2 separate regions of the Mus musculus genome follow, and region 1 is linked to region 2. Evidence: chromatin loops called from intact Hi-C (ENCODE). Cell type or tissue: left cerebral cortex. All regions are shown on one strand. Each heading gives the region's core, and the rest is flanking DNA. Links, peaks and the distances in the headings are about the cores only. Region 1 overlaps Atxn10 (ataxin 10). Region 2 overlaps Fbln1 (fibulin 1).

Region 1 (6,732 bases), core at 1,047-6,046, 110 kb before region 2:
GGCTCAGTACAGCACTGTTTTAGTAATTGATCCACAGATGTATTTTAAAATGTAGACAGCCCCTGAACCAATCAGATATCCTAATGCAGCTGGGCTAGAGACACAGTCTGACACCCCAAGGATTCTTCTACATCCCAGCTCTCAGTATGGTTCCTCATCTGACTCAAAGAACCTGGGAACATTTTGAGTAACACATTGTCTACTTGCTTCTCAAGCATTCTCCATGCACAGGAGAAAAATGAACTCGTCACATAAACCTGCTGAGGGAAACTCTTGACTTAGTCCTAATGATCTGCCAAAGGAAACGTCTGAGCTAGGAAAACATCCACTCTTCCTCAGGAGACAACGGGGCACCAAGCTTCCACTTCACCACGATTCCTAGCACCCTCCTCTCCAACTCTACATCAGCGTGGACACACAGCAGTAAACACAGGAAGTGTTTACTTCCTGCAATGGCTGGAGTCAGTCAGCACGAAGGCCGCAGCACGCCCAGTGGTAGGAGGCATGCCACTTGGGTTACACTCTGCTGGCTACTAGCTTGAGTATCGCTAGGCTTTGTAAATGTTCTTCCACTACAATAAAGGCACACTACTTTGTGTGAACTATCTACCAGAAAACCGTAAACATAGCAATAGATATTCTAAATAATCAAACTAGTGATATGCACATACAAAGAGATAACTACAATGCGTGCTTGAAACTGTTGTTATAAAATTGAGGAAATGCAACATTTTGTTGTTAAAAGTTGGTTGTTGTTTTTTTTTCCCCCGAGACAGGGTTTCTCTGTATAGCCCTGGCTGTCCTGGAACTCACTTTGTAGACCAGGCTGTCCTCGAACTCAGAAATCTGCCTACCTCTGCTTCCCAAGTGCTGGGATTAAAGGCATGGGCCACCACTGTCCAGCATATTTTTATTTCTTTAACATGCTTCTATTAAATAATAGCATCAGACTGAAATTCTATATAAACTCTGTATAAATCCTATATTCATCACTGCCTGTTGTGGTTTTGGTATGATGTTAACCAAACGATGCAAACTCAGTTCGAGCTACTGAACACTATATGGAATGCTAAAGAGTCAAAACCATACTGCTTTGGGGGCAGGGAGTTACCTTTCCTGGTTGCTGAGTTTGCCATACATAGCTTCCACCAGTTCCGGGCTTTTCAGAAAGTGGTCTGAAATAATCAAGAACCTACAGGGAAAAGGAAGAGAAATTTGGTTACTACAAACAATAAAGCATACACGTCCTCACCTATATCATAAACTTATACAAAAGGAAAGCCTTTCACTTAATTCAACTTTTTATACTGTAATCTTTTAAAAATACTTATTTTTATGCATATGGTTCTTTTGCCTGTGTGTATAGATATGTACATATATATGTATGTAGTATGCATATGCGCCACATGTATGCCTAATCACAGAAGCCAGAAGAAGGTGACAGATCCTCTCAAACTAGAGTTACAGACTGCAGTGAGCAACCATGTGGGAGCTGAGGACTGAACCCAGGTCCTCTGTAAGAGCACAGGTGCTCTGACCCCTGAGCCATCTCTCCAGGCCCAGGTTTAATGGGGTCTTTTATGTTTTGTGAGGTTCATAAATTACTTTCTTAGCAATATCAAGAGGGAGGAAGCCTTGGAATAATCTTTTCTCCAATTTTTCATGTGAAACTTTTATGAAAATAACTCAGTGGGTTCAATTAGAAAAGTGAGTCTACTTCAACTTTGACAGACTTCACCGTGAACAGGGACATGACATTCAGTGACACTGTCAGATCTAGACAGGAAACATAGCTCTCGTTTTAGTCCGAAGCTTACTGCTGTAAGACAAGGCAGGAAAATGGACATGTCATATTGTTCAAGCTATGCCAACAATGCCGTGATGAATCCTGGCTTGATTTTCCCCTCTTTAAGAGTACTCAAGTTACCGAGAAAACATCCACACTGTCAGGCACGGTGCTCATCTGGACTAGAGAGAGGACCATGGAAGCCTGAGGCAAAGATTATAAGCATATTTCTTCAAAGTACCTCTGTGGCGTCTAAAAAGACTGAACACCATTAATAGTTCTCAAATGTATCTAACAAAAGGTATCTCTAAGGTTTAGGAACTAAGAAGTATGATTTTAATAAATATTGTTCTAGTAATAAAAGTTGACTATAAAGTAGTAATACACCATTTATTTACTCTCTCATTAACAAATAAAATGTCGGTGAGTGTGATAATCCACATCAATGACCACCACACTGTCCTCTACTTAAACATAAAATCCAGCCCTGGAGATGTAGCTCAGCAGCCACTGCCTACACAACAATATAAACTACTATCCTAGTTCTTCTATAGATCTTTAAAGATGCCAATCACTACATAGATTTAATTATTTCTAAGAATAATGAATAATAATAATGTCAACAGTATTTATATTAGTTAAGCCAGGTTCTCAAAGCAAGAGGCACTCAGAGTAAGAGGAACCCATACATTCCAAGCTAGGTTCAGAAGTAAAGTTGGAACCCTAAAGCCCATTCATACATAATTTAGATGTGGAAATCAAAACTTTTCTCACGAGAACATTTGTAAAAAACACAATATTCAGTCATTGCCTATGATCCTCCATGACACCCCTACCCCAAAACCCACAATACTGCAAATTCTGTACCAGCAATTAGAACACAACTTTTACTTCTAAATTTACTCTCCAAACAGCAGAGAAAGAGCTATGGCTACCATAAGACCCAGCTATTTTACTCCTGGGCATAGAACCAGCAATCTCCACACCCTGCCAGAGAGATATTTGCACCCCCATGTTTACTGATGTTTTAGTGACGCTAAAGAATTTGAAATCAACCTAACTGCCCACTGATAAATGGATAGTGAATGTTAAACACACACACAAACACACACACACACACACACACACACACACACACACACACACACACACACACACACACAAATACCATTTAACTCTAAAGACAAATGTAATAAAAACTGCAGGAAAATGGATGGACTTAGAATATTTTATTACTTGAGGTCACAAAATCTCAGAAAGGAAAAAACCACATTCTCTCAGATGTAGAATCTAGCCAATAATACATATGCAGACACATGTACAGGTGGGTATAGCATAATACATAGACAACAAGAAAGGACGGGCATTGGGGAAGGAAGAAGGGGTGAATGTAGGTGACAGACTGAGCTATTAGATGATATAAAATGCTAGGTGTTTTTCTAGGTCTAATTCTGCCGCAGATATTTTGGGTTCAGGGGCGGGGGTAAGTGGATAAATCCATCTAAAGGTGAACATTCAAACTGCAGGGTGAAGCTCTGCAGCTTCAGAATGGCCATTCAAAATGTAAACAAGTTCACTGAGATGCACAGATTTTGGAGTCTGGTTAATTTGGGTGCGTGATGGCTTTTTTATCTGCAAGATTTTTATACTATGGAAAATTTATGAAAAATTCAAAACAAAATCATACAAAAACCCAAAATATAGAAAAAGACATTATCCAACTACTCGAGCCAAATGCAGTGCCAAAACTTTCTTGCCCACACTTTGATGTTATTTCAGGACATCCCAAGAGAAAGATCTGGAGCTCTTATTATAGTCTTACACCTTTCTAAGAAGAGAGAAAACATGAGAAGATAGTAAATCCTCATGCAGCTACTGCTCTTTATCAGCCATCTGCACGGCCAAGCAAGGGGAAGGGGGCAGAAAGTGGATCCTTTCTGACTTTCAGAACCAGTTCAGATTTGACAGTAAGACAGTTTATGAGGGCCCTGGACAGTTCTCAGCCAGATGCAGCAGGAGAGCTGCAGAGCTGTCAGCTGAGGACGAACTCCCCCTTCTGTCCCTGCCAACTCCAGCTGCTGACCCCTGACAGCTTCTGAGGTACTCTGAAGTAGATTCTGTGTTTGCCCATGATGAGCCTGGTTGTTTATTCCAAGCTGATAAGATACAGGCCCCAGCTACCCCTCAAATGCCTACCAAATAAACAGAGCTCTGCTACAAGCTGGCTGGAGGGAAGCTGACGCTGAGGGCTCCTCAGTGACGCAGGTGGCTGCATGTGCACACTGAGGGGAGTTGTCCAAGGTAAAAGTGTAAGATTTTCACATATCAGCGGCTGATCATTTGCATATGGTAATTCAAATACAAATGCTATTCAAAGAAGCAAACAATTTTAAATTTAGAACTTGAATATAATAATATTTAATTTAAGAGGCTCAAATACCAGAAGGCCACCTAAGTCCTGATCACACTGCCCATTGTGAGAAGAAAATCCAGGGGTGGAGAGATGGCTCAGTGGTTAAGAGCACTGATCCTCTTCCAGAGGTCCTGAGTTCAATTCCCAGCAACCACATGGTGGCTCACAACCATCTGTAATGAGATCTGATGCCCTCTTCTGGTGTGTCTGAAGACAGTACAGTGTACTACACTGTATACTAAATAAATAAATCTTAAAAAAAAATCCAGACACTTAGATTAATAGGAAAAGATTATTAAAATGTGAAGGAGAAAAAAAATATGTGAACAACACTTTTGATGAGTTCAAAATGAAATGAAATGAAATGAAAAACAGATCAATTTGTTAGGCTATAATGTAATAACTGTAAATATAAACACATGATGACCTAACTGCTGTAAATGCAGATACTACGTGATGAGACTGGCTGGAGGCACATCTGTAACCTCACGCCTGAGAGGCTGAGAGGAAGAATTATTAGTTCCTGTTTCAAAAGAAAGAAATTGGATTGCTGGGACACTTAGCAAAACCAGCTGAGCACACTCATCTTAAGTATATACAGAATAGTCTCCATGATGATGGTATAAACAACCTGGATAATTTTTAAAAGAATGAAATCATACAAAGAGTGTTCACCCACAGTGGAATAAAATTAAAAATTAGTAACAAGACAGGATTTGGGAAATACACAAATACATGGAAATCAAACTCCTAGATAACCAATGGACTCGACTTGAAATGAACAAAAAGGAAAGGACAGCACAGGAAGATTCAGAGTGCTGAGACAGTTCTTACGGAGAATAATGCATGGCTGTAAATGCTTGGACCCTAAGTCAATAATCTAACGCCATTCCATCTTAGAAGTGACAAAACCCAAATCACGTAGCAGCAATGCTATAGCAGAAGCCAAAACAGGAAGGGGCAAGAATCAGAAATGGAGCAGAAGGCTCAGTGAGGTGGCTCAGCTGGAAAAGGCTGCTCCTGAGAGCCTGACAGCCTGAGTTCAACCCCTGGCGTGGAAGGACATAAAGGTAAGAGGAACCCCATCCGTAACATCTGTCCTCTAACCGCCACAAAAGTGCCACAGCGGCTGCCCACCCCTCCACCCCACAAAATAATATAGTTCTGTACAGAAGACCTACAGATTCATGGAAAAGTCTGTTTTTAAAACTAAAATGATGGTCCTATTATTCACATAGGAATGCAAGAGACATAAATCTTGATAAGGAGCATAGGATGCCTCAGTTTCAGGCTTCAAAATTTATGCTAATCAAGACCATAACATTAAAACTAACACTGGCATTACATCAATGCTGGCATTAAGAGAGAGATTAAACAAACAAGATCATGGGCATCTGTATCCTCAGGAGTGTAGGACACTGGCTGAGATGGTCAGTGAGTAAAGTACTCGCAGCCCAAGCTCAAATTGGGCTCAATCCCTAACACCCAAGAAAAGGTATGTGGAAAAGAAATGAATAGATAAATAAGAAAAAGGTGTGTAATGGTATAATTTATTATCCTAGCACTGGAAAGGTAAAAACAGGGTAGATTCCCCAGGGTTGCTGGCCGGCCAACCTCTTCTAATTGGTGAGCCCCACCTCCCAGTGGGGAACTCTCAAACAGCAAGGTGGCACATCCTGAGGACACCAACCAAGGGTGACTACTGAACGCTCGGAGAATACAGGGAGGGAAACGGCTCCAGCAGAGCACCTGGACTGTCTGTATCCTCCCACGCAGCCACACAGGCAAAGCCTGAGAAGCGGCTCATCTGAGTATACTGACACCCTGTGATGATGGGCCTGAGAGAAGGGGAGAGGCTCTTTCCTATGGCAGGATACTGTGAGACAGATACTCAGAGGTATTTCAGGGTCCTTTGTTCTTCCCACGCTCACAAGGTAAAAGCAGCCTGTGCCTGTAAGTAACAAACTATCTAAGCTACAGTGGCTGTTGCACCCATTATCTTTACTAGGCTGGAAAAGCAGGCCACCACCTTGACCTGTGTATTTCTGACACTGAGTCCTGAAAGAAAGGTCAAAGGACAGGGGATTAAAAAAATATTCCATCAGATACTTCTGAAAACATAACACAAGTTCAAGAAAGACAAACATCCACTATCCTTGTTTGCTTTCTGGTGCTGTGATAGACCAAAACCAATGTGGACTAGGAAGGGGTTTACGCAGCAGCTTCCAGGTCCATCAACCAAGGATGCCAGTGCAGTGCAGTAGCTCAAGGCAGGCACTGGGACAGTTCCATGGAGGAACACGGCTCCCGGGCTTGCTCAACTACATTTCTTATAAAGTCCAGGCCCAGCTGCCCAGGGATAGCTCCACCAACAGTGGACTGAGCCCTTGTCTTCATCAATTAGCAATCAAGAAAATCCCCTGCAGACAGGACAGGCCTGCAGAGGCAATTCCTTGGTTGAGAGTCCTTCTTTCCAGCCAAGGTCTATGCTTGTGTAGAGCTGACAAAAATGAACCAGCACACCTACAGACTC
Region 2 (6,732 bases), core at 853-5,852:
GACCTACTGGTATTGGCAGATGTCAGTAGGATAGACATCACTGGGTATATACTGCCAAGAAATGGGCTTCATGGTCACCTCATAGGGGTCGATGAAGTGACTGTGAAGTGGACTGGCCTTGGGTCTAAAGTAGTCCTCCTACACCTCCCACCTGACAGTTGTGTGACCTCCTCCGAGAAGCCTGCCTTGTGTGCTCCACTGTTACCATCAGTACCATCACAGCTGTCTATAGATAACTATTAGGCGATCTTTTAAGCATCTAAGGGTCCTGTGGAGGATGATGGGGTGTGGAGTCAGGATGGCAATGCAAAATTAGGCCACAGGCCAAAAAGAAAGAAAAAAACCCCACAAACAGCAGATAAAAATGTACGGCTGAGTGTTCTCAGCTTCTCTTGGCAGATCCTCTTGGCTTGGGTAAGGCTTTGGTACAAATTCTGGCAAAGTTGACACCTCATTCTAGATAGACTCTATTTTTTCACTTCTAGAAAAAATGAAGTTGAGAAGTTTCGTGGAGGCAAGCTAAAGAGAGGCCCAGGGTCCAGGTATCCTCTAAACCCTAGAGGCTCAGACAGGGCTCAGGCTGACAGTGAGTGGCCCACAATTTTCGTGGCCAGGGCTCCCCCATTACTCGCTCTATTCAGCTTCTCAAAGCACCCTGACTGCAGCCTCGGCTCTGCAGAGTGAAGTGTGCACTCCTGAGGAGACTGGGAGGCTCTGTGGTGGCCCAAGCACGCCCCAGGCATTTATAGAGCCACAGGCCGGAGGAGTATCCCTCAAGTCTCCCTGACAGCTGGAGAGAGAGGAATGTGCACCCCCCCCCCTTGCAGAGGCTTCAGCTCCGCCCTGAGCAGCATCTCCCTGATCCCCTAAAACCCAACAGGCTACATTAGAGGAAGCCTGGCCTTTTTAGTCGCCCCTCCCCCCACCTCCCTCCCCACTTCTCTCTCAAGCACTTCACTGTCTTGTCACTTTCAAGGGCCTGAATGCCATGGCCACAGGGGTCAAAGGCTCATCATCGGCTGCTTATTTTGTGGGACTTCCAGATTTGGAGAACTCTGTCCATGCCAGCACTGGGCGTCCGTCTATGGGTTCTAGGTCTGGGTAGGCCTAGGTTTGTGCTATTTCTACTCCATTGCTCGCCCTTGCTCCCCCACCCCTGAGTGAAGATAATTTCTCTATGTCCCAGGGACTGAAGGCTGGTTCCTGAATGCTATACTCATTGAGGCTCCTGAGTATGTGAGGAGACTATCCTTGGGCCTTGCCTCTCTAGGGAAGCCCTTTGTAGGGAGTGTCCACAAGGGTTGTGGCTTCGACAGGCAGGTATTCATCCAGCCCAGTGAGCAGGCAGGTGCCCCGGCATGACCATATACAGGCCCATGTCCATTGCCAGAGACACAGGAACCTCTTGAGCTTGGATGGGAACAGCAGGTGGCAGGCCCACTTAGTCCTGAACCATGCTTTTGCTGATGGCCAAGCCTTGGGGGTATTGCATAAAGTGTAGCCTGAAGTGTCGGAAGATACCCAGCCCCATGGTTTGTGGTTGCATAGTCTTACAAGGTCATTGGACTCTATTCCCTCCTTTGCCCAAGGGGAGCTTCCTGACCTGTTCCCAGGAGTCACATTTGCAAGGACTGAACAAGAACACGGGGGCGAGAGTGTGCAGTGGTGGCAAGAAGCCATGACTGCTAAGCTCCAGAGTTGCTTTATGTTGGGCCAAAACTCAGAAAACTCTATCCCCACAGTGGTCAGGACTGGAGCCATGTTGGGGGGGGGGGCGGGGGCGGTTTACTTCTGGGAGGGACATTTCCAGGTACACAGAGATGTTTCTGGGCAGAAAAGGGAGAAGGAATTTGGCTATAGGCAATCTCAGGGTAAATGTTCCAAGCAGAGAACTGGGAGCCTAAGACAAGAAGTCGGAAAGCAGAACCCAATCACAAACACAGCCTTCGTCCCCACTCAGGGCAACCGGCCCCACCTGGTCTCCCTCTCCACCCGGCAGGTGATGTGTGCACCAGATGGAACGCCCTGCGAACTTGCTGAGGAGTGGAAAAAGGCTGGGCCACTCAGTCGGCAGAGAGATGAGCCCCAGGAATTTCCGAAGGGCTGGGGTTCCACCCCCATGCCGCCCAAGCCTAGAATTCCAAAGATCAGGGCACCCATGACCAGGCGCGGCGAGGGGGACGCTCATTCCCCACGGCCTCGGCTGCATTCCATTCCCGAGCCGCCCACTGCCTGCAGGTTACCTGTGGTCACTCGTCACCCCTGGAGCCATCTCATGGCCAGCTGGGCCCCGGAATCACTAAGAAAAGACTAAGACTGACACACAAGTGGCCTTTGTTTCTTCTTCTGTGGAAGTGGCTGGGAAAGATGAGGCCTTCTGGCTCTATCACAAGCAGGACTTTCTGATGTAGCAGACAGGAAGCCAAAAAGCAGACGCACCCAAGACTGTTCTGTCTGGGGTGCAGCCATGACCCGCTCACTGGGACTCATCTCTGCCCAGTTTCCCAGCTTTAGACCACTCCAGGAACGATTTAGCTGAGAAGAGATGTGGAAAGAGGGAGGGCCCGTTCCTGAGAGAGCTGGGGTGGGCTACGGAGGCTCGATGCAACCCTGCAGGCTCACATCTCAGTATATTGATGGCCCAGTGCTCTCTTCTGGGGAAAGGTGAGCATGGGAGTGGGGGGCAGTATCTATCTCTATAAACACAGGTCAGCCAGGGCCAGTAACTCAAGTGTTCAGAAGTAACAGAGAGCAAGCAAACTGGAAGGTTCTACGGTTATAATCACAGCGGCCCAGGCTGTGTCACATGATAGCAATAGGTCACTCACAGGGCAAGCTCTAGGGGGCTTCTGCTGGCCAATGACAGGGTACTCATCTCTCATCCACACTTGAAGCAGGACAAACCGTTACCACACCCCCACCCGACCCCCGACATAGACACAACACCTCCCCTCATCCATAGCTGAAGGTGAGACTTAGGACGGCTGGCGGCCGGGCTGCATGCCCTCTCCTTGGAATCTCAGAGAGGGCTGCTGAACCATTAATTGTAATTAACTAATTATCCTTGCTGCCAAACAGCGGAGGAGGAGGCCGGGGGTGGTGAGCCCCCAAATGACTCAGCCATGTTTACAACATGCAAACCCATTTAAGAGCTTGTAAAGTTGCTATAAATGGCTCTTTGGCAACAGGAGAATAACGATTCCCTTTCTCTAGCTGCCAGTTTAGCAACTGTCGGGGTTGAAGAAACAGCCTGGATGGAGGTTTTGGAGATCCAACAGCGCCACCTGGAGGCCAAACTCATGGTTCGGCTCCAATCCAGATCTCACAGGCCTGAGACTAGAATAAAAGGAAAAACTGATGTATGTGTGTGTGTGTCTGTGTGTGTGTGTGTGGGGGGGGGGGGGGGGGATTATCACCCAGTTTCTCAAATGCTTCAAAATGTTCAGAGTGTAAATCTAAGTCAGAAGTGGCAGATAAGACCGTTTTCCATCACCATGAATAAAAGTTACTTAAAGCACTGGAGAGATGGCTCAGCAGTTAAGAGGACTCACTGCTCTCAGAGGTCCTGAGTTCAATTTCCAGAAACCACTTGGAGGCTCACAACGATCTGTAACGGGATCTGATGCCCTCTTCTAGTGTGTCTGAAGATAGCTACAGTGATTTATTTATCATATAAATAAAATAAATAAATCAGTACTACTACTAACAATAATAATAAGTTACTTAAAGACCATCTGGGGGCCGGTGAGACGGCTCAGTGGTTAAGAACACCAACTGCTCTTCCGAAGGTCCTGAGTTCAAATCCCAGCAACCACATGGTGGCTCACAACCATCTGTAACGTGATCTGACTCCTTCTTCTGGAGTGTCTGAAGACAGCTACAGTGTACTTACATATAATAAATAAATAAATAAACCTTAAAAAAAAAAAGACCGTTCTGATGAGCTACTGTGACAAAGGTCACAAAGTGGAATGACCCGCTGGGTGCAGTCATGACCCACCGGGCATTGGTGACATCATACCAAGACTCAACTCTGCCCAGCTTCCCAGCTTAGTCCACTCCAGGAGCAATTTAGCTGAGAACAGCAGATATGGAAATGGCCTCTGAGAGCGTTCAGGGCGAGCAGGTCCTACTGAAGGCCCACAGACAGCAACAGGGACCACAGTCCTCTCTACAGAGACCGTGTGGCTTCCAGGCTTCCCTCCCATCTCCCCTGTGGGTGTTTACCAGCCCCTGTCCCGGTGTCTGGCGAATCCTCTCCACTTCCTCTTCACCAAGCCCACATGAAACCAACACAGAAGGTTGCTCTGTCCCTGCCTCCTTTGTGCTTCTGGGACACCGACTGTCCTGGGGGGTTCTTACCCACTGACACCTGGGGAGGGGTGACAAGTGGCTGGAGATTGCACACTAAGCCAAGGTAGTTAGTTGCATGGCTGGGACTAGATATGGGGTCTTCTGAAGTCCAGTTTGCTTATCTTCTCACGGCGCCATGGGAACAGCAGACAGACCAGCTCCCACTGAGCAAGGCTTACAGCCTGGCTGGGGCACGGCCTTCTAAATCCAGCTATGAGAGGCAGGATCTATTTTGCCCACCTACTTGGTAAGTGGGAAGACTGAGGCTGACAGAGTTTACAGGAGAGTCAGTGGTACGGCCGGGGTGGATCCCCGGGGGAGTCTTTCACACTAGGCTCCCCAGACTTGATTGAGTAGGAGCTGCTGGCTAGGACCTGGCAGCCAGGTAGAACTGGCCTCTGATGGGAGTGAGGAGGGTGCAGATGACCTTGGTCAATGCCCTGGGCATCTCAAGGGTCACTCACCCACAGTCATGCCGTCCTCATAGCGCTTGATGATATCAAAGGAGTCTCGAAGGTTCCCTTCTGTGATGTCGAAGATGATGTCGGCCTGGTTGGCGGGGTACAGCGGTGTGACAGCCCTCAGAAAGATGATCTCTGCAGCAAGGATGATGGCATGAGAACACTGTAGCACTGGCGCAGCCCTCCACTCCACTCCACTCCACTCCACTCCACTCCACTCCACCCCCCTCCTCCCCAGAGACTTGCCCCCCCTTCCTCGACCCAAACACAACGAGGATTCACTCCTAAGGCAACATGGCTGAAATCACCAACCCCCTCCCCTGTGTGGAAGGGTAGAGTCCTAGCCCTCACATCATAGCCAATCTGTTTCATCAGTGGGGAAACTGAGGCAGTTTGACAATTCTTATCTGCCCTGAGGTCATGGGGCCAGCTGGCAGCGTGGACTCAGCTGGGCTGTGGTGGATGTGGTTCCAGATTACCTCATGGTGAAGCAGTGTAAGCCACCTTAGCCTTGGAACCACCATTCAGATCCCAACCTGGCTCAGGGTAAACTAGGAAATGTCCTTTTTTTTCTGGGCCTCGGTTTCCTCATCTATAAAGTAAGGGAGGAAGCTGGCTGATGTCCACTGAGTACCCTAGTGTCCTGAGCCCAAGACATCAACAGGTGTCTTGGCTGCCCCCCATTCAGGTAACAAACTCCTATGTCAGCAGAGTGGAACACCAGGAAAATGGCTGCTGGGGGAGGGATGGCACAGCAGTTAAGAGCATTGACTGCTCTTCCAAAGGTCATGAGTTCAATTCCCAGCAACCACATGGTGGCTCTTGGCAACCATCTGAATGGGATCGGCTGTCCTCTTCTGATGTGTCTGAAGACAGCTACCGTATACTCATATAAACATAAGATAAATAAATCTAAAAACAAAAAAATGGCTGCTGGGAACATGGGAAAGACTTGTGTGCGGGTCTGTAAAACCCCCCTCGACACAGGGCAAATATGAGTGACTTCTCTGGAAACATGAGCCAGTGGGAATGGAGTAGGGGCTGGGGACTTCCCCAAGGACAGTGCTGGCCTGGTGGCTCTCACACGTTTCCCCCACCGTCTGGTGATCCTGCATGACACTTTCACAGTGTCAGGCCAGGGGTCATCTTGGATAACTCAGCGACACATTTTCCTGGAGAGGAAGAGCTTTTCTTGGCATGTTCTTAGTATGTAAGCTGGCGCACAAGCTCGCTGCATGTCTGCTGATAGTCAGGGAAGGAGACTCCATGCAGAAGAGAGAAGGTGACTGGGGACCAGAGAAGCCCACAGCTACACACCCCAGGGTGTGTCATGAGTATGTGCTTCACCTAGAAGTTTGTAACTCCAGGCTGCCTCAGAAATGGGCTGTGATGGCACCAGCCATGTCCTTTGGGACATGGACACAGGAAGGAACATGTCACGTTATCTTATGGCCCTCTGCTTCCAGTCTGGCTACTCCATCCATCTGTCCCAGTCTCCGAGATGTCTTGGCACCCCAGACTTATCTATGAGAACCTCTCAACAGCTCTCTTGGGGTGAAGCCTCAGCTCCAGGTTTAGGCGCCGGCTCATCCTTCCAGTCCTGTCAGTCTGTCTTGGTTCTCAATGCCCACACTGCTCAGCTCACCTCCAGACCTTGCCAACTGTGATCTACTGGCAAGTCTCTCTTCTCTCCCTCTCCCTCTTTGGCCAATAACCTCCTACCCACTTCCCTCAGGAAGTATTCCTCAACTCGCCAGCGTTCAGCATGGAATCAACACTGAATGCTATTGTCAGAATGCGTGTCAGCCATCAGAGGGGCTGCCCAACAGGGAAAGGCTGAGCAGCCCAGGATCCCAGATGGGAAAGATGTGCATCCTACCCCGACCACATCCTACAAGGAAGGGTTCCTGCAAGACAG

The links. A loop is a pair of places that touch in the nucleus more often than their neighbours do. Peaks named below come from ENCODE experiments on the same cell type or tissue, not always from the same donor. Only the 100,000 strongest peaks of a DNase experiment are listed, where the experiment ranks them.
Region 1: it touches region 2 in a loop (4-fold over the local background); 2 of 42 quality-filtered maps call a loop at or near these places.

The regions. Positions count from the first base shown.
Region 1 is chr15:85,377,364-85,384,095 of GRCm38, reverse strand. It overlaps Atxn10 (ataxin 10), which reads right to left. Exons shown (of 12, transcript NM_016843.4): 6 at 1,112-1,192. Among named protein-coding and RNA genes, the nearest start is that of Gm23517, 29 kb to the right of the region's middle. In left cerebral cortex, for the core only: no CTCF peak of the experiment used is centred there; a DNase peak (open chromatin) is centred at 3,568.
Region 2 is chr15:85,263,467-85,270,198 of GRCm38, reverse strand. Fbln1 (fibulin 1) reads right to left here. Exons shown (of 17, transcript NM_010180.2): 16 at 4,818-4,949. Among named protein-coding and RNA genes, the nearest start is that of Gm34337, 46 kb to the left of the region's middle. In left cerebral cortex, for the core only: a CTCF peak has its summit at 3,270 (motif pointing left); a DNase peak (open chromatin) is centred at 3,274.